Regions from separate parts of the Homo sapiens genome. Here all the other regions are linked to region 2. Evidence: read pairs that join two places in POLR2A ChIA-PET (ENCODE). Cell type or tissue: A673. All regions are shown on one strand. Region 1 overlaps PHLPP1 (PH domain and leucine rich repeat protein phosphatase 1). Region 2 overlaps KDSR (3-ketodihydrosphingosine reductase). Region 3 overlaps VPS4B (vacuolar protein sorting 4 homolog B). Region 4 overlaps SERPINB13 (serpin family B member 13).

Region 1 (2,500 bases), 420 kb after region 2:
ATGACGAATGTCCAACTGTGCAGCTGCAGCAGGTGGGAAAGAGACAGTGCTCAGTACATAGCACTTGCCTACAAGAGTTAGAAGGGTGAAATCTCCCATGCCTCCCCCTGGCCCCCAGATCAACCCTGTTGATGAACCACACTATTCCCTCATTTCAATCACTTTGGTTTGAAACTTTCACCATTCAATTCAGGACTATTCTGCCATCTGTTAAAAAAAAAAAGAATAAAATCATCCTTAAAAAGAATACAGAATACCAGGCAGTTATTTTTAATCTTGGAGAGAAAAAAAAAGGCTACTAGGAGTCCTCACCAGGACTGTCACTTCAAGCTCTCAGTCCACTAATTTAAAACTCTTCAATCTTGTACAACCCCTTCAACACACAAGCACCAACTCCATTACTTATCTGAGGAAAAGCAGCTTCCCCAAAATAGAACATTTTCCATTAAAGAAACACGTATTCCGTTGACATTAAAAAAAAAAAAAAGGAAGTTAGAGAACGGCTATCCAGACCATAAATAGTCACGGGAAATTATAGTCGTGTGTGCTACAGAGAAGGAAATAAAGGTCACTCCTGCAGTTTCTGAAATGGTTTTGAAGTAGGAAGGAAACAAGTTTCAGCAACATAGTTGTTTACCATCGCTGTTTAGAGTATTTTTATGAGTCTGTTTCTTTAGATCCCATTTAGACCACCTTATTTCCTGTTAAGAATTTCTTTAGTGTAGCATTAGAATAAATTACAATGTAAGAAATAAATTTTATTGCCCTAAAATATCATGGACTAGTGTTGGCTGGGAAACTATATAAAATAATTTCATTAAAATAGAATTCTCAGCTGGGCGCAGTGGCTCACACCTGTAATCCCAGCACTTTGGGTGGCTGAGGCGGGTGGATCACCTGAGGTCAGGAGTTCGAGACCAGCCTGGCCAACATGGTGAAACCCCCCTCCTCTACTAAAAATACAAATATTAGCTGGGTGTGGTGGCAGGCACCTGTAATCCCAGCTACTCGAGAGGGTGAGGCAGCAGAATCACTTGAACCCGGGAGGCAGAGGTTGCAATGAGCCAAGACTGCACCATTGTGCTCTAACCTGGGCAACAAGAGCGAAACTCCGGCTCAAAAAAAAAAAAAGAAAGAAAGAAAGAAAGAAAAAAGACAAAAATAGAATTCTCTAGGAAATATGTAGTTATACACACACAAACACATGCGATAAAACAAAGTGAATTCATGTTTGCATATTTTTTAGGCCAGAAAAAGAGGGAATGTTTTAAAAACAGACAAGTGAATGCTCATCTAGAAAGCTGCCAAGCAACTTAAAAAACCCCTCATGGCATCTGAATAAAGGGAAGAAAGTGATTTCCTCAAAGATTTATCCTCTCATCTTTTTGAAAGTTGTCTGTAATTAAGGAACTATATACCTTTTATGCAAAATTAAGGGGGAAACTGCCAGCATCATCCACCTCCAAGAAATGAAACTAGTTAGTTGAAACCACATGAAGTGGTTCCAAAGGACATCATCTGAACTGCATAAAGTCTGACTTAATCACCTTGCTGGTTAATAGTCAAAGAGCAAACAATTGGACTAAAAATATTTTTTATTATCATAGTATCAGGAAAATTAAATTCAATACCCATTCACTTAAGCCATTCTTCCTAAAACCTCACAATGTTTCAGCAGGAGACAATTTAAATTGGTTTAATAGTCTACATTTCATCCTTCCACCAGAACGAACAAATACTTTAGTTTTGCAAAGTTTCTCCAGGATGGTTAACAATTTTAGTAAATAAATAGGCTCCAGAACCCCACTCTCTGCTTTCAACCTTGCAAAAAAGCTGAATTCTTAAAGGGCTGAGTCAGGTCTCAACTCTGTATGATGTGATAACTATCCTCAAGCTTCTTCCTTACAGAATTTTGTAATAAGTATACTATAAAAAAGATGGTTTAATGTGCCAACAGCTGTTTCATGCTTCATCCATATAACATTTTTCACTATGCAATCCTCTTCTAATTAGAGAAAAAGCAGTAACATATGACTGTTTTCTTTTCATTTGTAAGGTACTTTGTAGATTCCACAGACACCACAGACCTTTCTTCCTTCTTCTTTTTTATTTTCTTTTTTGACAGAGTCTTGCTCTGTTGCCCAGGCTGGAATGCAGTGGCATTTGGCTCACAGCAACCTCCGCCTCCCAGGTTCAAGCAATTCTCCCACCTTAGCCTCCTGAGTAGCTGGGATTACAGGCATGCACCACCATGCCCAGGTAATTTTTGTATTTTTAGCAGAGACAGGGTTTCACCATGTTGGCCAGGCTGGTCTCGAACTCCTGACTTCAAGTGACCCACCTGCCTAGGCCTCCCAAAGTGCTGGGACTACAGGTGTGAGCCACTGCACCTGGCCACTATTTTCTATCTCATTTGATTTTTCCATCACCCCAGAGATATAACCTCTCATATTTCACGAAAGACAAAACTCAAAGCTGAGAAAGTAACATTATTTGGCAA
Region 2 (2,500 bases):
GTGATAGGAGAGGTGGTTGTGAATCAGATAATCACACAAATAAATCTAGAGCTGTTTATTATGTGCATGTCATAAAGAAGAAATACAGTGCTGAAAAGTGTGTCAGTGTGGGGGCAGGGGAGACAGTGAAGGCTTTCCTGAGGAAGTGGTATTTGAGCTGAGATTTGATGGGCGAGTAGGTGTCAGATGAAGTGGGGAGAAGAGCATTCGTTGCAAGGGAAGTAGGATGTGCCAAGGTACTGTGGTTGGAGGGTTTTTACAGTAATCTTCTGCTGATAACTGGCTGATTACCCACCAAATAAATCTCTTCAGTGGTGGCAGGTTGAAGCTAAAAAGAAGTAAGGGATGCCTATGAGTCCCATAGAGATAGGTGCATTTGCGTAGGAGACACTTCCCAATGATGTTAAAATCCTAACATGGAGTCAGAGATCTTCCTCCCAGCATGATTTATGTATAACAGTGAATATTAGGAATAATTCCATAATTGAAAGCCAGTATAGCTGAACTGTAGATAGGGGTAGAATAGTGCAAGAAGAGCTTTACTTTTCAGGATTTCCTTGTGATTGTATATTACTTTTATACTAAGCAGTCATTTCAAATAAATATTCAGGTGGCCATTCTTTTCATCTGTTGTAGAGCTAATCTTGCATAAATGTGCATTAAGAAAATAAGATTCAACCAACCCAAATGTCCAACAATGATAGACTGGATTAAGAAAATGTGGCACATATACACCATGGAATACTATGCAGCCATAAAAAATGATGAGTTCATATCCTTTGTAGGGACATGGATGAAATTGGAAACCATCATTCTCAGTAAACTATCGCAAGAACAAAAAACCAAACACCGCATATTCTCACTCATAGGTGGGAATTGAACAATGAGATCACATGGACACAGGAAGGGGAATATCACACTCTGGGGACTGTGGTGGGGTCGGGGGAGGGGGGAGGGATAGCATTGGGAGATATACCTAATGCTAGATGACACATTAGTGGGTGCAGTGCACCAGCATGGCACATGTATACATATGTAACTAACCTGCACAATGTGCACATGTACCCTAAAACTTAGAGTATAATAAAAAAAAAAAAAAGAAAAAAAAAAAGAAAATAAGATTCATTTGGATTTGGAATCAGAGGCAGACTAATGTATTATTTATGAGCTAGACTTATAGGGCACTTTTCCACCAGTGAACTCAGAAAAATATTATAGGTGTGCAATTTATGGTTCCATAAGAAAACAGTCAAAGCAGCAGGCCTTGCTGATAGTATCTTTCATGCTTACACTTACTCCAGTCATTAAGTTTGGGATGAAGAAGTTAACAACAGCTAATCATTTAGTTCTTGTAGATTCATTTTAAGAGCCTGTCATAGTTGTTTTTTATAAAAACTTCCTACAGAGGGGAGATTTCAAGTGCTAAGAATATTTTATGATTTTGTTTTAGGTTACAGGAGGTTCCAGTGGCATCGGGAAGTGCATTGCTATCGAGTGCTATAAACAAGGAGCTTTTATAACTCTGGTTGCACGAAATGAGGTAAGGCTTCTAGGTTCATTATTACTGACTTGCTTCTTCGACTTGAAATTAGTCAAAGAGGCTGTGCTAAACATCTTAGCATTCACACCTAGAAAGCGCTTCTTCCTTGATGTGAGATGTGTTTCCTGAACTACTGATTCTCTCTAGTATTTAGGCCAAACACTTCTCTGTTGAAATCAGGTCGGCCCCACAAGTATTTATTTAGTACCATTGGCATATTAGGCAACATCATCATAGATACTGCAGATCCTGAGATGGGAGAGGCCAAGGTCTAGTTGAAGGAGCACACCTGGCCATTGGAAGCCAGGGAGGGCCCTTGGCCAGGTCAGAAGTGCTGGAAGCAGTGATTCTGGAGCTGATACCTGAAGGTGTGTAGGTGTTTCTCTATAATTTTTCACTACGATTTGCTTAGGACATGATATATATCTCTAGTGAAATCTATACACCATAGAGGAACCTCGTCCCTCCTTAGAAGTTTAGCAAAATGTGTTTTTCTGTATTAAGTCAACACAGAATCTGTTTTTATTTTTTGTCAGGGTTTGTTTTTGTCTTGCCAAAGTTGTTTTTAGAGCACAAAGCAGTGACACTGTGCACGTGAACTGTCATGACGTCCTCTTGCTCCCCATATGGGGACTGGAGGAAAGTGACCACACAGCTGGCTCGTCCGCTGCAGCAATTCTAGTGCTTGACACGTAGTACATGCTCAGACATGTTTGTTGAATGAAGAAATGAAGGGAGGAATGATGGAGTGCCTGGGAATGTCAGCATGGCATACTTCCATGGGGATCTTGGATTCACCCATGTGCAAGGAGGGTGATAGTATGGTAACTCCTCAAATGGGTGGAGGGCTGGACAGGACCCATTAGGAATGGTAGGCCAGGAAGGGCCTTGGGGGAAAATTTAAATAATGTCGCAGACTTAGTCTTGGACCTCTATAATTTCTTTTATTTTTTTCTTTTT
Region 3 (2,500 bases), 54 kb before region 2:
AGAAAGCATTGCTGTGGGAGAAATAGGAGATCAGGAAACTGGGATGAACATGGGTATTCTTTGGGATTTTGCTGTGGAGGCAAAGAGATGAGTGAGATGTAGGGAGAGGAGAACCGAGGAGCTGAGGAGTGATGGTGTGTAGTTTGTGTTCTGCAGATGTGAGTCTGAGATAGGACAACACATTTTTCTGCTGAGGGAAAAAAGGAAAGGTTGGAGAGAACAGTTGATAGGCATGTCATTGATGGAGTAAATGTCAGCAGAGGAAGGTGGGGATCAGCTCCACAGCAGAGGAGAAAGAATTGGTCTCAACAGACAGGGCCTGGGACACCTCTTCTGAGGTAGGTAATTGTAGAATTTACCCCATTTCTCAGGGTTTTCTAAGGTGGATGTGTCTGGGACTCCTAAGTGGAACAGGACAATTCCACATGTTCCCAACCTTTATACTTCCGTATGGATAACTGGATCCTGACTGATCCTGGGGTGACACAGTCATTCAGTCTTGTGTCAGCCACTGTGCTAGACTCTGGGAATATAAAGAAGTGAAGACAACAGACAGAACTGCTCTTCTCCTGGAGCTTACATTCTAATAGAAGAGAGAGGCCAATAAATTAAAAAAAAACAAAAAAAACATATGCATGCTCAGACACACACATGCACACACAAAGATCATCAGCCTTAAGTCACTGATGTAGGGGGGGAGGAAACAGAGAGAAATGAGTCCCAGCCCACACCTGATGAATATACTTCATTGTCACATAAGAGAGGAAGAATCAATGAAGGACGCTGAGAAGGAGGAGCCAGAATGGTGGGAGGAAAACCAGCAAAGTGGTGGTTGGGGGCTCAGCAGAGGACAGTGTCCAAGAAGGAGGAAATAATCAACTTTGTAAAATGTCAGAAGATCAAGAAGACAGAGCTGGTGTTTGGATCTAGCATGCTAGAGAGCCTTGATATGAGCCGTTTTATTATGTGATACAGGAAAGAGAATAGAGGCCACTCTGGTGAGATTTTTGGCTCTAAAAGGTAGCAGAGAAACAGAACTAACACCGAACAGTGTTTTGTCAAATAAGACTTTTTAAAGGAGGGCTGTTTGTATGTCGATGGAAATATCTAGTGGAGAGAAATTGTTAAGAATGACAGAAGTGAAGTAACCAAAAGGAAGAAGATACTGAAAAAGGAGTAGGGAATTTTTTTTTTCATTCGTTAAACAATTTCGAGTACCTGTTGTATGCCGGCACCATTCTAGGCATGGGTAGCTCAAGGTGAAGTCCTGTCCTCATGGAACCTACCTCCCTAAAGGAGACAGCCAGTGGGTGAGCATACAGGTAAATACAATGACAGTGATGGGATGAGAGAGTGCAGTGGGGGCAGATAGCAAAGAGAAGGAATGAGGTGCAGCCTTTGCTATAGCAAATTAGGGAGGCCTCTCTAAGGACTTGCCATCTGAACTAGGACTGAAAAGGAGACATCATGCATCTGTCTGGGGAAAGGAGGGAAGAGCATTCTAGGTGGAAGGGTTCAACTGCTTGGGCTGCCTGAGTGCAGGAGGATTCTAGGGTTCGGGGAGAACCACACGTAGCTAGGGCCCAGGTTATTTCAGACCTTGTAGATCAGCTCTAGCATCAGGATTTTATTGTTTTTAATGGGAGACCATCAAGGTTACCTTTTATGTTTTGAGGTAGCAAGGGTGGGAACAGACTGACCACTCACGAGGCTGGGTAGTAGTTTTGACATATATGATAGCAGCTTGAACTAGGGTGTTAGCAAGGGAGATGGTGAGGATTATATTCAGAAAGAAAATTAGCTCTGGCTGAAAAGGGAAGATAATGTTTGATGGACCAGAGCAGATGGAGCTGGAAGAGGGGAAGACAGGCAACAGACTCTGCCAGTATTATCTGTCTGAGACTGAAGAACTCCAGTCAGTAGTGAATGATAACAGCCAGGACCTCCAGAGGCTGCAGGCATAAATGAATGAACTCAATGCAAAAGTTCACCTATTGCAGGAGGAGCTACAGCTGCTGCAGGAACAGGGCTCCTGTATAAGGGAAGTAGTCCGGGCCATGAATAAGGAGAAAGTGTTAGTCAAGGTGTATCCCAAGGGCAAGTTTGTCTTAGATGTGGACAGAAACAGCAACATCAATGACATGAGACCCAATTGCCAGGGGGGCGCTAAGAAATGATAGCGACACACTGCACAATATCATACCCAGCAAAGTAGACCCACTGGTGTCACCAGTGATGGTGGAGAAGGTGCCAACCTTGATTTAAGAGATGATTGGTGGACTGGACAAGCAGATTAAGGACATCACAGAAGTGATCGAGCAGCCTGTTAAGCATTCCAAGCTCTTTGAAGCACTGGGTATCACACAACCCAGGGTGGTACTGCTGTACGGACCTCTAGGCACTGGGAAGACACTGTTTGCCTAGGCTGTGGCTCACCATACAGACTGTACCTTTGTTCATATCCCTGGCTCTGAATTTGTATAGAAATTCATCGGGGAAG
Region 4 (2,500 bases), 230 kb before region 2:
GATGTGGCCAGAGCCAGGCAGCACGACTTCAGGACCCATAGTCCTACCAGGGCCATTTGGCCATTCCAGAATACCACTCACAGATATGGTAGGCATGGCAAACTTACTTGAAGGAAGAGGTATGTTTTTTCTCCAAACAGCCTGTTGGTTATGTTCAGTTCATAATCATTAGTGAGTTTGCTTATTTCAGTCAAAAACTTTTGGAATTGTTGATGTACTGCTTCTGTGTTCTCAATCTTGAAAATTAAAACAAAATCTCAACAGGTTATCTTGGCAAAAGCAAGCCCAGATTCTCCCCTAAGAGGATGCGGCTGCTGGGTCTCTCCCTCCGTTTGTCAGCCTCAAGGGTGATCCCTGTGTTTGATGTGGCCCCTGGATATCAGGTAGCCTTTACCCAAGTCATATGATAATGTCAGTTATGACCAATCTCAGCTCCAGAGAGAAGCCTTCTCTGCCAGCCCAACACCACAGATCTTGCATTTATAACTCAAGTTGTGGGCTTTTTTGGTCTCAAATAAAAGTGCTCACTAAATGTTCAATAAGCTTGTTTTTAGCTCCCCACAAGATTCTAAGCATCTAAGGAAAGTAAGTGATTTCTCCGGACGATTCTTATCTATTGAAGTTTGGAAATTTTTCCAGATAGTGAATAAGAAGAGTGACTCCTAATGGTATGAGTCACTACACATTGGGCTGAAGTGAGATTTATCCTTGTCTCCAGGGGAAAAAAAAAATTTTCTGAATATTTTATGTAGGACCCATCAGTTTTCTGATTGAAGTTTTCATATTCTATGTTACCTTAACGACATATCTAGAATGTCATTATTTCAACATATAAATACAATAAATATTAATTACATATTAATATATAAGATACATATTTCAGCAAAAATAATACATGAAAATTAATATTTTGTATTCCTTTCTCATACTAAGTTCTTAAAATATAATATGCATTTTATACCTATAGCACATCTGGATTCAAACTAGATGTATTGCAAGTGTTCAATAGCCACTTGAGTAGCTACTATACTGGATAGCTTGGGACTGGATAAACTCTCACCCAGGCAAATTAGGAGGCTGGCATTAAAAAGGCCATTTTTGCATTGTTTGTAGAAGGAAGGAAGGAAGGAAAGAAAAAAGGAAGGAAGGAGGGAAGGAAGGAAGGAAGGAAGGAAAGAAAAAAGGAAGGAAGGAGGGAAGGAAGGAAGGAAGGAAGGCCGGCCCCATCAACAAAATAAATGAGGAAATAGCTATAAAAATGAATCAAATAGAGCTATAAGTATCCCCTTAAAATAGATGAATCTTATAAACATGATGCTAAGCCAAAAATAATCAAGTTCCAAAGAAGAATGACAAAAATATATGGCATGTAATGAAATAATAAATACGTGGGAATAATGAACACCTAATCCACAATAGTGGGACTTCCTCTCTGAGGAGAGGATGGGGGCGTGCTCAAGGAAGGTGTTATACATCAGCCTAAGGGGCATCAGCTGATTTGGTAATAGTTTATTTTGTACACTTAAAGGAGGGGTTAAAGTGTGTTTATTGCATTTTTCCTTATACCTTTTGTACATATGTCTTGAGATTTTATCAGCATTTTTTAAAAGCAAGATTCAAAATACTCTGAATTTACATAATAATCAAACGGGTACATGCCAAGCCAGTCTCTGGGCAAACTATTAAATGAGGAGATTGGAGTAGATGACCTCTAAGATGTATTCCAGTGCTAATATCCTTTCAGTCAGTAATTCTATTCTCTTCATACCCCTGTGGCTCCCAGGAAAATTCTGGGGAATGGGCAAAACTGCTAGACAGCATGTATGTGTAAGCTTTGCCTTACACAAAGCTGAAATTCAGTTTCCACCCCAGTCATCTAGCCCTTCACATAGGAGTAGGGCAGCTATCCAAAAGAATGAGCTGTTTTCTAATTTGCACAAAGGTTCTACATGGGCTATCATGGCTGAGAAAGAATGTGCTCTGAAGACAACTGCACTTCTCAGTTGAGGGAACATTGCAGTGGCCATATGACCCAACTTGGTTGCGCAAACCCTGAAAGGAAGCCTGACCCTCCACAGGAGCAACTGAGCCACCCACACGACCTAGCCTTTTGGGGTTGTGAAATGAGCAGCTCCTATTGCTGGGTGATCTGAGCCATGGTTTTATGAGGGTCTGGAATTGCACTATGACTACTGTCAGAGCAGCTGTGCCCTTCCTGAGAGTGCTAACGTCTGATCCTAGCCCCGACCTAATGGGCTTATTCCTTTCCCATATTTGAGTAGACTCTCCTTTGGATGGCGAATACAGGAACACTGGAGCTGGAAAAGACCTCAGGAAGTCATTGGGCCTGTAATAATTTTTTAAATACAACATCAGCACGGGGTTAAAAATATGAGTGGAGTTTAGCAATAATATCACCTACTGCTACTACCACCACCACCACTGGCTCAGTTGCCAGATGCCCCTACTGCGGACTTTACAGAGGCTGAAAGAAGATAAA

The links. ChIA-PET counts read pairs that join two places held together with the same protein. Peaks named below come from ENCODE experiments on the same cell type or tissue, not always from the same donor. Only the 100,000 strongest peaks of a DNase experiment are listed, where the experiment ranks them.
Region 1: POLR2A ChIA-PET joins it to region 2 with 6 read pairs; 2 of 35 experiments call an interaction of 5 or more read pairs at or near these places.
Region 3: POLR2A ChIA-PET joins it to region 2 with 5 read pairs; 28 of 35 experiments call an interaction of 5 or more read pairs at or near these places.
Region 4: POLR2A ChIA-PET joins it to region 2 with 7 read pairs; 1 of 35 experiments calls an interaction of 5 or more read pairs at or near these places.

The regions. Positions count from the first base shown.
Region 1 is chr18:62,937,626-62,940,125 of GRCh38, reverse strand. The region is part of intron 10 of PHLPP1 (PH domain and leucine rich repeat protein phosphatase 1); the gene reads right to left. Among named protein-coding and RNA genes, the nearest start is that of PHLPP1, 220 kb to the right of the region's middle. In A673, no CTCF peak of the experiment used is centred here; no DNase peak of the experiment used is centred here.
Region 2 is chr18:63,361,819-63,364,318 of GRCh38, reverse strand. It overlaps KDSR (3-ketodihydrosphingosine reductase), which reads left to right. Exons shown (of 10, transcript NM_002035.4): 2 at 1,451-1,540. It overlaps LOC124904317 (a long non-coding RNA gene), which reads left to right. Exons shown (of 2, transcript XR_007066400.1): 2 at 1-626. Among named protein-coding and RNA genes, the nearest start is that of KDSR, 4.1 kb to the left of the region's middle. In A673, no CTCF peak of the experiment used is centred here; no DNase peak of the experiment used is centred here; H3K4me3 peaks cover 1,657 bases; H3K27ac peaks cover 1,840 bases.
Region 3 is chr18:63,415,790-63,418,289 of GRCh38, reverse strand. The region is part of intron 1 of VPS4B (vacuolar protein sorting 4 homolog B); the gene reads left to right. It also overlaps the pseudogene LOC100422317. Among named protein-coding and RNA genes, the nearest start is that of VPS4B, 5.4 kb to the left of the region's middle. In A673, no CTCF peak of the experiment used is centred here; no DNase peak of the experiment used is centred here.
Region 4 is chr18:63,590,084-63,592,583 of GRCh38, reverse strand. SERPINB13 (serpin family B member 13) reads right to left here. Exons shown (of 8, transcript NM_012397.4): 4 at 108-236. Among named protein-coding and RNA genes, the nearest start is that of SERPINB13, 4.0 kb to the right of the region's middle. In A673, no CTCF peak of the experiment used is centred here; DNase peaks (open chromatin) are centred at 673, 1,083, 1,403 and 1,813; H3K27ac peaks cover 1,872 bases.